Linked DNA regions of Homo sapiens: region 1 is linked to region 2. The links are chromatin loops, found by intact Hi-C in ENCODE. Cell type or tissue: PC-3. All regions are shown on one strand. Each heading gives the region's core, and the rest is flanking DNA. Links, peaks and the distances in the headings are about the cores only.

The links. Peaks named below come from ENCODE experiments on the same cell type or tissue, not always from the same donor. Only the 100,000 strongest peaks of a DNase experiment are listed, where the experiment ranks them.
Region 1: a loop joins it to region 2, with 4 times the contacts of the local background. A loop is called at or near these places in 1 of 110 quality-filtered maps.

The regions. Positions count from the first base shown.
Region 1 is chr4:23,038,516-23,046,379 of GRCh38, forward strand. The region is part of intron 3 of LOC105374524 (a long non-coding RNA gene); the gene reads left to right. Among named protein-coding and RNA genes, the nearest start is that of ADGRA3, 530 kb to the left of the region's middle. In PC-3, for the core only: no CTCF peak of the experiment used is centred there; no DNase peak of the experiment used is centred there.
Region 2 is chr4:22,965,529-22,973,392 of GRCh38, forward strand. No RefSeq gene overlaps it. Among named protein-coding and RNA genes, the nearest start is that of ADGRA3, 450 kb to the left of the region's middle. In PC-3, for the core only: no CTCF peak of the experiment used is centred there; DNase peaks (open chromatin) are centred at 4,123 and 4,203; H3K4me3 peaks cover 807 bases; H3K27ac peaks cover 1,982 bases.

The sequences.
Region 1 (7,864 bases), core at 1,605-6,604, 73 kb after region 2:
CATGGCTAGTTAGGACTGGAAGGGATCTGGTAACTTGGTTTTCTGCTTTGTGAGGTAGGGTGCTTTATACTAGAGACTTTTTTGGGGTACCATCTTATTCAGTCATTTTGGCTCTCAAAGTCCCTCTAATGTGTTTAAACATCAAGCACTGGTGAAGAAAATGCAATCCAGTCTCTCCGCAGGCACTGTCCAGGCTCAGAAGTGGGGACAGAGAGCCTTCCGGTCCCATTGCTAAGATCATAAATATCTCTCTTGCTGAATTAGCCTGGGGGCTGCAATCCTTGACTCCAGAAAATGACTTCTGCAGCTGGGCCTTCCATCACTGTTAAGTGATATACATCATCATCTGTTATGGATTGGCCAACGTAAAAAAGCTCCTGTGTGCACAAATATTGAGTCATTTTACTGAGAAATGGGACTTGAGAAATTGCCCAATGTCATCCTTACTGTAGCCCCTCCCCAAGAAATGGATACACATGACTTGGTCTGAGAATGCTATGGTTTAGAAAAACTCCATTGGCCTGGAACTAAGAGAGCTGACTTCATGATTTTGGGGTGATTAAATCTGTCAGCGAATTCCTTGCAGGAAAAAGTCCTAGAGGGCAGATACCATATTGGTTTATCCTGCATAGAGCCCTGGTGAGCAAATTACATAGAAAGGATAGCATAATAATGCAATCTGTTTGTGGAAGAACTGGTCAATTTGGAAAGCTGCCTTAACTCATGCTTAACTCAACACTTGTGGACCTTTGAGTAAATTATTGCCTCACTGGGAGCAGCTGGCTCATTAGGCTGCCACATATACAGCAACGATGGCTTTATATTTCCATTCCTAGGAATGTTTGATAGATATTAATGGACTCTATTAAAGACTAGAGGCAGGAAGGATGTCTATTAGAAAGATAGCCCTCCATTTTATTTTACTGGCTGTGCTTTCAATCTCTCAACTCTCAGGGGGAAAAGACATATTCACTGAATGCCTACTATGTGTCAGTTGCTTTGCATAGGATTTTACTCATCGACTCTTACTGACAATCTCCATTTTCTAAATTAGGGTACTAGTGCTGTCTGTATTAATCAGGATTCTTCAGATAAACAGAAACAACAGGAGGTCGATATCTATATCTATATCTATATCATCTATCTATATTGGTATCTAGCTATTATAAGGAATTGGCTCTTGTGAGTATGGAGCTTAACAAGTTCCAAGATGTGCAGTGCAGAGAACCAAGAGAGCCCATGGTGTAGCTCTAGTCTGAGTCTGAAAGCTGGAGTATCAGGAGAGTCAATAGCTTAAGTTCCAGTTTAAAGGTGGGCAGGCTGGAGACCCAAGAAGAGTCCATGTTTTAGTCTGAGCCTGAAGGCTGGAAAACACCAATGTCTCAGCTCAGCTGCCAGGCGGAAGGAGTGTTCCCTCCTACTCAGCCTTTTTTTTCTCTCTTATTCAGGTTTTCAATTGATTGCAGTGAGGCCCACCCATATTAGGGAGGGCAATCTGCTGTACTCAGTCTACTGATTCAGATGTTAATCTCATCCAGAAACACCCTGACAGACACACCCAGAATAATGTTTGACTAAATGTCTAGGCATCTCATAGCCTAGTAAAATTGACACATAAAATTAACCATTACAGACTCAGAGAAAAAAGGAACTTGCTCAATGTCACACAGATCTGGGTGAACATATTTCTGTGCCTCAAAGCTTGAATCTTTTCCTTGTACCTCACTGCCCCTAACTCCTTCCTAACTTGTCTCTCTGTGTGGAACAGTATGTTTTAATAATGTGACTTGTTTTCTAACTACTTCAGGAGCTACCCCTACAAGTTTATCTTACTTTTCTCCAACATTAAAATTCCAACTCATTTAAACTCATGTCATTTTCAATGATGTATTTATGATCGATTGTATATATGTGACTATAACTTATATTGTATCAACATCCTACAGCAACTCCTATCCTGCTTCTGTACCTGTCCTCTACTCATTACTCGAATGTTTTTAATTTCCTACCAAATGCTGGAAATTGTGCTGAATACTAATAACATAGAAGTAATACAAATACTAGTCATAGTTATTATGTATTGGGTATTACTGTGTGCCAGACATGTTTTAACTATTTATACATATTAGTTCATGATGGTCCTTACAGAGCTACCATTCTGCCCTTTGTTCCAGGAGACTAACCAGCATGGGCTACATCAAAAAGGCTGCCATCTACTTTCTGCTGGGTAGGGGCACCAGAGAGACTTGTCAGAAACTAGAAGGAAGGTAGAGTGCGAAATCTGAGTGTTAATTCCCTGGCTTCATCAAAGGACACTGGTCTTCACAAGGAAACAGACTACATGATTCTCCTTTTGGGCTTCAGTAAAAACCCCCTCCTTTCATCCCTTAGTCTAGGGATGGTAAGAGGTCAGCAGCTAAGAATTCTAGGTTCTTTGTGGTTTTCCCGTATACATGTCTTTGATGATAGCCCCTTTGGAAATAAATTCTCCTAGACTTTTTTTTAGGGTGATTGGGTCATTGTTTTTTCTCCTGGAACCCTGAGTCCTCAAATCAACCCTATCTGAAATGTGCCATTATTGCTACATTTTATAATAGAGGAAGACAGATGGCTTATATAATTTGATGAAGATCACATGTTTTGTAAGAAGAGCTGGGATTGGAACTGTAGCAGTCTAGCTTTTCAGATCATGCTCTTAATCACCACAATAAGTATCAATAAGTGTCAATAATCACTATAATAAGTGGCATTGTAGCATAATGACACTCTACTTAGAGCAATAGCTTAGTTCAAGTCATCTTTTCCTATGAAACTTTCCATTTATTTGACTATTACTGTTTCATAGAACCTACCCCTCAAGTTTATTGAGGGTCATACTTAAATTTTCTATGCTTATGCTCTTTTTTAATACTCACAGAAAGAGTGTACCTATCTAGGGGGCAGAGACTACAGGTTCAGTTTTTTAACCCACGGCAAGTAGTCCTATCCTGAGAACATGGTACAAATTTAATAAATGTTTGCTGATTTATTTAAAAGTTTACTTGCACTTTGTAAGTAGCTCAACAAGGAGTATCTTCTTGAATGTGTCAGGAATATGGAAAGAATTAGGCTGCCATAGAGTGGAAAATCTTGGGTCTGGCAGCAACTCCAACTATTCTTTCTTCTTAGCTGTGTGACCTTGGATGAGTCACTTAACTTCTGTGTATCAACATTATCTCCATGAGAGTAGTTACCATGTTTGTGCCCCATGTATCTTGTGTGAACCTTGGAATCTATTAGACATTTGAAAAATATGTGTTAAATAGATAAATGAATGTGTATTTCAAAAATAAACTTTACTTTTAGAAGAGTTTTAGGTGTACAGAAGATAGTACAAAACATTCTCGTATATCCTATACCCAGTTTTCCCTGTTATTAACATCTTGCATTAACATGGTACATTTGTTACAATTAATGAATCAATATGTTATTGGTTTATTATTTTGTTAAATCATACTTCATTTCAATTTTCTTAGCTTTTACCTAATGTCCTTTTTCTGTTCTACATTCCTATCCAGGATACCACATTACTTCAGTTGTCATGTCTCGGGCTTTCTTGGCTCTTGGTGGTCTTGATAGTTTTATGTATTCTGGTCAGGGTTTTGTGGGCTGCCCCTCTTTTGGGATTTGTCTGTTGTTTTGTCATTATTATACTAGGGTTGTAGATTTCTTGGAGGGAGAAAACAGAGGTGAAGTTCTGTTAGATGTGAGTTCTAAATTTTCTCTTCAAAGAATCAATATGTTAGTGTGTTCAATTCTTTGCCTTCTACTTTTAAACTTAACTTCCTCATAGAACAACCTTTTTCAGTTACCTACTCCACCCTGACTCATTCCGATTACCTGCTCTATCGTAACCATTTTTCCCGCCAAACCACTCACCCCATCACTCTCTTTAAATTAGCCAGTCGGAATTAGTTTAACCTGTGTGGTCTAACCCTAGCCAATAGGGGAATGACACAGCAGCAGGGGCCACCTGCATCAGGGATAAGAACCCCTTCTCCTCCCTTGTCCAAGTGTGCGCTCACCATTGCTTCATCTGTGAGGGCGCACCCTTCTATAGAAGTAAATTGTCTTGCTGAGGATTAAAAAGAAAATTTTATATTCAAGTGCTATTTCTTTTGTGGCACCAAAACTTTATTTATAACAGTTCATTCTCATCACATTCTATCAGGGGTATATACTATCCTCCTAACTTAATGCTGTTGTCTCTCTGTTGCTGAGGTAATGCTTGTTAGATTCCTCCACTGTACAGTTTTCCCACTTTTCATACTGTGGAATAAGGTCACTATGTTTAGCCGACACTTAAGGAGTGGTGAGTTATGCCTCACCTTCCTGAGGGTGAAGTATTTACATCAATTATTTGGAATTCTCCTGCATGGGAGGTCTATCTCTTTTAACCCATTTACTTGATCATTTATTTTAACCAGTATGGACTCATAGATATTTATTTCATTCTATGGGGTATAATCCCATACTACTTTATTTTGTTGTTCAAATTGTTCCAGGTTTGACCATTGGAAGCTCTTTCAGTTGGCTCTTCTGTCACGTTAATATACCCCATCATTGTGTTTTCGTTTGCTCTGTGTGTGTGTGTGTGTGTGTTTGTGTTTTGTAAAGAACTTCTTTACTTTTCTTCCACTACAAGATGCTCCAGAGTCACGTGGTACATCTCCCATCCTAGCCTTGGAATCAGCCATTTCTTCAAGGAACGTTGGTTCCTTTTATTGGAGAATAGAATTAGAAATAAAGATCTGGATACAAGATACACTCAATAAGTTTGTCTTTAATGAGGGGAAAGGAAGAGGAAATGTTTCCCAAACAAGGACCTGTTGCTAATAAAAATAACAAAATGACTTGGGGTGCATCACAGGCACTGTCCATTTGGATAACATGTAAAAGGTGTTTATGTCTTTACAACTTTCTTCTAATTCTTCTGGTTCAAGGAGAAAACTTCAGTTTGATCCTGGTAATCTCAAGCTTCAGAATCCCATTTCTAACAGTGTGAAGAAACCTCAGGCTCCATGCCTCTGGCAAGCAAAAATATCGAGCTAGAATTTAGCAATATCATTTTGTTTCATTAGTAATATTGTTTTGTTTCAATGTATTCATTTGTATTATCACCAACAATTTATGGCAAATTCAACTAATTTTCCACTACAATAGCAATACATACTTTTTCCCTTAAAATATATTAAGTAAAAACTGTAAGTCAGTTTATAGGAAAAAGGTATTAGTGGTTGGTGCAACATACAGAAAGTGGCGAGTGAATGATTGAGTTTGGAAAACATTGGAGAGTCAGGCACAGTGGCTCACACCTATAATCCCAGCATTTTGGGTGGCTGAGGCTAGAGAATCACTTGGACCCAGGAGTTCAAGTTCAGCATTGGCAACACGAGGACACTCCTGTTTCTACAAAAAATTTAAAAATTAGCATGGGGTGGTGGCTTGTGCCTGTGGTCCCAGCTACTCAGGAGGCTGAGGTGGAAGGACCACTTGAGCCCAGGAGGTCAAGGCTGCAGTGAGCTGTGATTGTGCCACTGCACTCCAGCATGAGTGACAGAGTAAGACCCTGTCTCAAACAAACAAACAAACAAACAAACAACTGGAGAGAGTAATCTCAAAAATCTCTTGGATCTCTAGAATTTGATATTCTATGTCAACCAGCATCTATTATCTCACACCTGTGGCTGTGTACAATATTTGGGATAGAAAATATTTTGAAATCTGAAGATCAGAGAGAAAGACGTCCTTGTTGAGAGCACTAAAATCTTTACAGTTATTTTCTTGTAGCTATTCTCAGCTCCAAAACAGATCTAAGAGCCAGGCGTTGGCAGAGAGGTGAGAAATGCCGCGTAGTGCCTCAAGAGAGCTGTGGCGTTGGGATCACAGAACTACAAACCAAGGGGAAGGTTGATCCTAATAGCATCAATGGATAGCTTCAAAATATTCATAAAAATTAAAATATAAAGCAAATAATTGTGACAAGTGTATTTTCTAATTAAGATGAATGGGACATGGTTCTTATGCATTTTAATCTGTTAAATAAACAGCATATTAATAAGGCTTAATGATATCACCACATACTTAAAGTGACTTTCTAAAATAAAGTTTATTTTGATTTAACATATGCTTTTTTTTGTATGTTTTTCTAGCACTTTTACAAGCACCATACATAAATAACATCTTGAAATAAATCTCTTGGATGTGATCCCCATCTTGATAGAAAATTTTTCCTTTTAATTTATTGGATAATTCAGGATATGTAAAATAATTTTTTATTTTTGTGATATGAGTTCTTTCAGCCCTTCCATCTGAATATTGGAGAAATGACCTTCTTATCTTCGGTAGTGTTTCTTTGCAATTCTATTTGTTCTTACCCATTCCACATTTAGATGGTCAACATATACTTCTTATTCCATCTCAGAAACAGCTCCCTAGTCTGTCCCCACCTGCCCTTTACATCTATGGAGAATAGCTGCAGATTCTTTGACCCTTCCTCATCAAGAGTTTGGGTTAATTTCTTCTCCCTTTGCATTTAGGTTGGCTTGTGACCCCATTTTTCACCAACAGAATATAATGGACACTATTACCTTCAGAGGACTGATGATTTCTACCTTGATCTCTTGAAGCCCCGAGCATCAATAAGTCTGACCACTACTCACCCTGCTGGAGGAACCACATGGAGAGACTCTGAGACTATAGGGAGAGGGAGAGAAGCTCAGCTGAATCTAACCTTTAGGCCATTTCTGCTAAGAAATCTATCAAGTGAATGAAGCCACTCATTTACTCCAAACTAGCCCTGTGTGAACACCTGAGAATCATGAGCATAAGAAATTTTTAAGCCGCTGTTTCAGGGAATATGTATATAATAGATAACCAAGATAATGGATTTTTCAAAATAATGTTTGCCCTTCCCCATAAGAGATTTATAGCTCCCTACTCTCCTGAAGTCCGATTTTGCCACCACTTGATTTCTGGCATTCTTCCCTTTGGGGGGATTATACTTCCTTATCTCATTGACATCAGACTTGACCATATGATTCATTTTGGCCAATAAAATGTGAGCAGAAATGAAATGCCACCATGGCACAGAAGTTTTAGGAGCCATCATGTTGTTCTGTCCCCTACCTTTGCCCTCTACTGAGGGAATAAGAATGCCCCAAATGAGGGATATTCATTTGGCCTGGCTACTAGAATGTGGAAGGCAAGGAATGGAGGTGCAGCAGACTTACAGCTAACATGTAATGCAGGGAGAAATATTTCTTTGTTGAAAGCCACTGAGATTTTATTAGGGTCTTCTACAGAGCCACCAGGGTCATCATCCTAAAAAATAAATTCTGTTATTCACCTACATAAAAGACACCACATCCGTGTGGTTTCTTACTATTTTGTTCTATCTTACCTCTTCAGTCTCACCATGCATGTACCTCACAATTCAGCAGGGCTTGTCCTGATTCTTTACTTTTGGATGTGTGTGGTCCACTCTACTTGGCACATACTTTTCAGTTTCTCCACCTGCAAAGCTGATACTTTGAGACTCACTTTCTATGCCATTTACTTTGTGAAGCTTTTTCTATTTTTCCTGGACAAGATTAGTTCCTCCAATTTCAGTGTTTCCATAGCAATGATGATGAAGCAGCACAGGAGGAGGTTAGTGAAGAGGATGGTGGTAACACAGTCCTCTTTATGCACCAGGAATTGTCTTAAGTAGTTTGAATTTCAATTTATGTAATCCTTGTAATAACCCCCGAAGGCAATTCTAGCATTTCCATTTTATAACACAGCAGACAAGCACTGAAATGTTAGGTAATTCACTCAATATCAA
Region 2 (7,864 bases), core at 1,493-6,492:
CAATAAAAATAACTGATATGTTTAATTGCATGGCTAAGTGCTTTCACTTATGTTGTCACATTGAAGTTCTGCATACTTTCAAAAAAGATATTATTGTCCCTATTTTTTAAACATTGGAAAAATAGAGAGTGGTTAACTTGCCCAAGGTTTTGCAGTTTGTGTCAGAGTTAGAATTTATGTCAAGATCTGACTAATTTCAGCATCTGTAGTCTTTCACCTGTTTCATATTGTCTCTCATGGTATTAAACTCTTGATAGATGGAATAGATTCAGTCTAATAATCAGAAAATCTAATGAAATAAAAAGACAATTACAAATGGTCAGTTCACAGAAAAATCAATTCATTGCCTGTATTTGTGGCTTTTGAATATCTTGTGAGGTACTATATCTCCAGATACTCATTTGTCCCATAAAATTAGAAATTCAAGGAACTTTTGAATTCATTTATTCAGACAACATTTATTAAGCACCCCCTGTGAGCCAGCTTTTGGGAACGTTGGGCATAACATAACTGAACAAAATCCATGTTTTCAGCACCTTGCAATATATTGACGAACAACGCAGACAAAAATCCACGTCTGCATGGAACTCTCCTTCCTACTTTTGTCTCAACTATAATTCAGGTGGAATGAAATGATCCCAAATTATGTGGATAATGGACTCTGCACTCTATTTCATTGCTTCTGTGGACTTGACCAGCCAAAACACCCATTGGGACCCCATATAAACATTCTTTGAAAAAAAAAGTAAATTTGGAGATTTGAATATGAAGCAGAATATTTAGTTATTTTTTGGTCCCTGCTGTGTTTCTCTGTGGTCTATATGAAAGAAATAGAATTTCTACTTTGGTGAAATGGTAATAAGCCTATCTATTCCAGAATTATGTAGGAATTAGGAGGTAGTTGACAATAATTGTGTCTCAAAATTTGTGAATTATTTAGCGGACTGAAGATGTGTATTTGCTTCATTAACTCACTCAAACTGCACAGGTGTGAACAATATCCCCAAAGGTCATTGATGTGTGCAAGCTGAGTCCCCATGGACATGGTAGATAGTAACTCACCAAGATACTCCACAGCTTTTTTCATTAGAGAAACAGCTTTTTTCAAAGAGAAAATTGGCCACCTAAGCGTTCCATATTCATTAGCTAATTGTTTCTTCTTTTTTACATGCCTCTTCGTGCTGGTAGATGAGGTATTCCAAGGAGAGTGCAATTTAAAAAAAATCTTTGAACCTAAGAATGGCCCCCATTATCATGTATCACCCCTTGGTAGAAAGGGTACTTGAATAGCCCCAGTTATTGGAACTAACGGCATATTTTAGGCATATAGTCCATTAGCTGCAGACTTTGGGATTCCTGGGATTTAAGATTTGACATTTTGGGTGAGGCCGTGAACATCCCTGACATGTAGTAATAGCTTATTTTTTTTTCAGGTCTAAATTTAAATCAACTGTAACTGAAGGCAAATGTGTAGGGTAGTGGAGGCATTTAGGGCAGTGTTTCCCATTTTCTGAGCACACAGCTCACTGAAGGACCTTACTGAAATTAACATGCTGACTCATTAGGTGTGGGCAGGGGCTAGGATTGTGCATTTTTCTCTGGAGGTGCTGATGATGTTGGTCCTTAGAACACACTTTAGATGGCAAGGATGAATTTGTGAGTTGAACCTGATGGACTATCCATTAATCACAGCTCAAGGCAGCTTTGTTGTTTTCTTTTTATTGTTGCATGCCCAGTAATTTTAATTAAGGTTTTAAAGAAGAAACTTAAAATTTATAGTTGTAATTGAATGCATCTTATGAAGAAAATATATGCTACAGTGATGTTCACAATTTGGGATTAAGAAACTCTCACTTGAAATATAACCCTCATAGATGTCAGGGGCTCATTGTGTACATTTGGGGAACTCCTTCATATGCATTATCTTATTTGGACCTTAACACCTCTGTGAGGCAAGTCAGCCCAATATTACCAACACACTTTTATACATAACTAAAGTGAGAACATAGCAGTGATTACCCCCCACCTCCAAACACACACACCCCAAACTGAAATCCTACACAGCACTGTAACAAAGCAAGGGTCTGAACCCCAGAAGCCCAGTTCTCAGTTTGGTAGCAGATCCATCTAACAAAATGGTTTTCACTGTGTCCTTTTCTGAAACCACAGAGATTCATTGTCTGGCTTCACCAAATCTATGTTCAACCTAAAATAATGATATATGCTTCTTTCCAGTTTCATTACCATTATCACCTGCAGCAAGCAATGGTAACGCTTCTGAGAGCACTTATGTTTATGGAACATTTTGCATGTGTGCACATATAGAGATCAAGGCTTGCCCCTCAAATACCATTCAAATGACTTTAATCACAGCAGAAGTGAGGATGTTTGAAATATCGGATTACAAATATTAAATTAAAAGAGTTAATACAATTTTTTAGATGCTTAATACCCAATAAATGCTAAAATAATGTTACTATCAAACAATGGTCTTAATAAATGCTATAGAACATTGAAGCACCTAGTGGTCAAGAAAAGCTCGACAAATTAGGCAGGATTTGTAATGGCCCTTGGGAAGAAGTAAACTCAAACTGGATAATAGACAGGCTCTGGAATCTGGCTGCTCGGGTTTGAATTACAGCCTAATCACTTCTGTGCTATGTGAATGGGGGTTAAGTAATTAATTGACTCAGTTAACTCAGAGCCTGACTCTGATAAGTAACTCTGAGCCTTAGTTTTCTCATCAGTAAACTGGAGAGAAAATAATTGGTTCTACTTCAAAGGTTGTTGAGAGAATTAAATAAGACATGCAAAAACAGTATATTGTCTCGTATATGGTAAATGCTCTGGAACCAGAATTAATTTTATCAAGCATTTTCTACGTTCTTAGCACTACTTACATGTGTCAACTCATTTTATCTTCACATCAACCTTAGGAGTAGTACATTATTATTCCCATCTTAAAGATGAAGATCCTGAGGTCCAGAGAGATTAAACAATTTGCTTTAGTTCACACAATCTGGAATTGTGATATCTGTGATTAAACCCTAGGCATTTGGCTCCAAATCTATGTTCTTTACTAAACTATACCAACTGTACAAACATCAGCCCTACTGCTATTACTACTACTACTACAATTTGCTTTAGTTCACACAATCTGGAATTGTGATATCTGTGATAAAACCCCAGGCATTTGGCTCCAAATCTGTGTTCTTTACTGAACTATACCAACTGTATTGTTGTTGTTATTGTTATTATTATTACATGTCATTAACACTTTCAGAAAGCTGACAAACATAAGACGAACAGGAGTACATTCTAGTGTGAGCAAAGATAGAAAGGTAGAGATCTATCTGACCTAATAGATACTCCCTTGGCCAGTTTGATTGAAGCGGGAGGCTTATGTAGGAAAGAGTAGGAAGCCAGATTGGAAAGCAGGGTTGGAGACACATTGCAGAAGATTTTCAATACAACACTAGTCAGATAGGGCTTTGTTATCTGGAAAATGGGAGGATTTTGAATCATTTTAGTAAGAGAATGATTAACTTACATTACTGTTTAAAATAAAGTGGGCAAGGAGAGCAGGTAGATGTATATATAGATGATGGTTCGTTCATTCATTGATTCATTCATTCATTTCCCATTCCTGTGTCCCACCCACTGTAATGCATGTTCAGAGCACAAATAAAAAGATATACTTCTGTCTTTAGGACAACGAATACAGTTACATATCCACAAACCTATGCTCTGTACAGTAAGAAACACACACCAACATAAAATGTGGCTTTAAAGTAATGAAGCTAATTGCACAAGACTCTTGTGTAATCTATCTTATCACTTTATAGCCTTAGCTCGTGTATAAAAATTATATCAAAATGTAAAAGCTGAGGAATTAATCACATTCCTTAGAAGTTATTCTTCTACGTGACTCACTCAGTGGGTACGTGATGGAAGGAACTTTTATGGTGGGGGAATTCCTATCAGTCACAGCTTTTATAACTGCCTATTGATGATATACACTGCTCCATAATGGCAGTGCTAAAACTGGCTTTTACTTCCTTAAACCATCATTGTATTGAACCATGTAACCAGAAAATCACAATGTGGTGATCTCTCTCTACACTAATCCTCCCCTGAGCGCTTAATGACTTGTCTGTTCATCCTGGAGATAATAAACCTAACATTGAAGCAATAGCTGTCTTGGTGACTTTGCATAAATCATTATTTGTAAAAGTGAAGGAAAACCTATAGATAGGAGCCAAAGACTGGGATTGCTCAACTTTCAGGAATTAGCTCTGATAATTGCTGTGGCTGCATTAGGAATGCACTGAACAAATACATGCAAACCAAAAAGTAAATATTATTTCTCAAAATGATCAATATAATAACTTCCAAGACAGGAAGGGCAATTATGAAATATCTTAGCAAGATTTGTCTAAGCAAAATAACATTATAATGAAATGCTTGCTAGGGCAGAAAATGGGAAACAAGCAAAGAACTAAAGAAATATGGACAGTTTACTCTTCCACAGCTAGAAATCAAGGTGATGTGTTGTAAGAAAGTATATATGGAAAACAGTTGTTAATATAGTACAATTTACAATTTTAAATCGAGTTGTTTCCAATAATTTTAAAAGATGGCTGCAATTAAAATAGTTTTCTGAAGGCTGAAAACCTATTGGTTTCCCAAATGATTTTTATACTATTCTGTTTTCTTCAGCTTTTCTCTTCCTACCTTGAACCACTGTTGAAATCATTCTATTTCTCAGCATCCTCCTAAGCTAAGAGAACACAAACATTTTATTGAAGCAAATACAGATAGAATTTCTCCCTCAACATAGATTCACAAGAAAACAAGGCAAAGACAAACTGAAGAGAGAAGTAGGATATAGCACTATATTCAGTCCAGTTGCCTGATTTCCATTAGCCTTATCCTAATTTCTTTTAGGCTCTTGTCCCAGGGGCCAATTTTGTTGTTCAGAAGGCATACAGGCATATAGATGGGTGGCTCAGCCAGCAGAATGTACTCTTAGATTAATCAAAAGGAGCTAGGTTAGTAGCTACTAATCCTGGAAAGGAAAGCATGAATACACTGCTGAGTTTGCAGCTGATGGAATACCATACTAATGGGTTAGCAACTGGCTCAGAGTCTGAACAGGGAGTTCTGCTTTTATTTTTCATTCCCTAATGTCTTCTCTTCACAATCTCTTGCTTTCTCCTGTACTCTGATTCCTTTCTCTCTTTTTTCCTTTCTTCTACAATCTTTCCATTTATTCCTCCTACCTTGATTGTTGCAATGGCCTTCTAAATTGTTTTTCTGATCCCACACTTGCCCCTACAGTCTGTTCTTAGTATTGTAACTAGGGAGACCTTTTTATAACATAGGTCAAGTTGCACCCCTTCTCTGCTCAACACCCTGCCCTAGCTTCTCATTTCAAAGCTAAATCCTATGCCAAGGTCTTTAACATCCTACATGGTCCAGCCCTCTGTTCAGTTGCTGAGCTCGTCTTTTTTACTCTCTCCCAGGCAAGACAAGCCCACTCCCCAGTATCTGCATGACCCACCCTCACCTCCTTCAAGTCTGCTTAAATCTCAGCCTCTCAATGACCACTTACCACCCTATTTAAACTAAAATCAATCTTCCCTTCTTTTTCTTGACCGTGGTATTCTTGATTTCTTTTAGCCTATTACTCATAACATATTACACAGTTTACTTATTTATGTTTATTGTTTGTTGTCTGTCTTTTCCTACTAAGCTCCATTAGAATGGGGTTTTTGCTTGTTCAATGTTTTATTCTATGAGCCTAAAACAGTGCATGAGAAAAACTGGCATCCAATAAATGCATTTGTTGAATAAACAAAAGTAATCTATCTTCTGAGAGGAAGACAGACAATACAACTGGTAAGTGTAATGATGGAGGTCTATAGCATGATATTTTATCATTTTTTAATGGATACATAAAATTTTACATCTTTGTAGGGTACATGTGATATTTTGTTACATGCATAGAATGTGTAGTTATCAATTATCAAATTATCAAGTGCTCATCCCTTTGAGTATTTATCATTTCTATATATTGGAACAATTCAAGTCCCCTATTCTAGATACTTAGAAATATAAAATACATTGTTAACTATAGTTACTCTAATCTGCTGTTAAACAATAGAACTTATTATGCTTTTTTTAAGTTGTAACTTATGCCTTCTATGTAGCTGTATCTTTGCACCTGTTAATCTACCTCTCTTTATCCCCTCACTTCCCCACCCACCCTTCCAAGCCTCTACTATCTATCATTCTACTTTCTACCTTAAGGTCAACTTTTTTACCTCCTACATATGAGTGAGAACAAGAAATATTTGTCTTTATGTGCCTGGGTTAATTCACTTAATGTAATGAGCTCTAATTCCATCCATATTGCTGAAAAGGAAATAACTTTATTCTTTTTTATGGCCAACTAGTATTCCATTGTGTATATATACCACATTTTCTTTATCCATTCATCTATTGATAAACACTTAGGTTGATTTCATATCTTTGCTATTGTGAATAGTGCTGTGTTAAACTTGCAGATGCAGGTATCCCTTTGATATACTGATTTCTTATTCTTTGGATAGATAGTAGGGAAATTGCTGGGTTGTATGGTAGTTTTGTTTTTAGTTTTTTGAGAAATCTACATATGGTTTTCCATAGTAGTTGTACTAATTTACATTTTTACTATGGTGTACAAAATTTCTCTTTTTTTCTACATTATTACCAGAATCTGTTATTTTGTCTTTCCATTAATAGACATTTTAACTGAGCTAAGATAATACCTCATTGTAGCTTTGATTTGCATTTTTCTCATTACTAGTGATGCTGAGCTTTTTTCCATATACTTGTTAGCCATTTGTATGTCTTCTTTTGAGAATTGTCTATTTGTGTCTTTTGCCCTCTTGTTAATGGTATTTTTGTTGTTGAGCTGTTTGAGTTTCTTGTATATTCTGGATGTTAGACCTTTGTTGGATGAGTAAATTGCAACTCCTTTCTTCCACTCAACAGGTTGTTTCTTCATTCTGCTGATTGTTTCCTTTGGTCTGTGGAATATTTTTAGTTATTATGGTACCACTTATCTATTTTTTTGTTCCAGTCGTCTGTGATTTTGAGGTATTAGCGAAAAAACCTTTGCCTAGATCAATGTTCTGAAGTATTTTCCTCATGTTTTCTTTAGTAGTTTTGTAGTTCGGGGTCTTATATTTAAGTTTTTAACTCATCTTCAGTTGATTTTTATAGAGGGTGAAAGATAGGCATCCAGTGTCATTCTGCTTACGGATATACAATTTTCCCGGTACCATTTGTTAAAGAATGTGTTCTTTCCCCCGTATATGTTCTTGGTGACATTGTCAAGTCAAATGGTTGTAAATATATGAATTTATTTTTGAGTTCTCTATTGCATTTCATTTGTCCTTGTATCTATTTTTATACCAATACCATGCTGTTTTGGTTACTATAGCCTTGTAATATATTTTAAAGTCAGGTAGTATGATGACTTCACCTTTGTTCTTTTTGCTCAGGATTGCTTTGGCTATTTGGGCTGTTTTTTAGTTCCATGCAAATTTTAGGATTGTTTTTACTATTTCTGTAAAAAATAATGTTGGTATTTTGATAGGTATTGAATTCAATCTATATATTGTTTTGTGCAGTATGATCTGTGAGTATGGGATGCCTTTCCATTTGTTTATGTCTTCTTCAACTTCTTTCATGGATGTTTTACAGTTTTCCTTTTATCAGTCTCTCAGTTCTTTAAATTTATTCCTAGGTATTTCAGTTTATTTTATTTTTATAGCTATTGTAAATGGGATTGCTTTCTTGATTTCTTTTTTAGCTA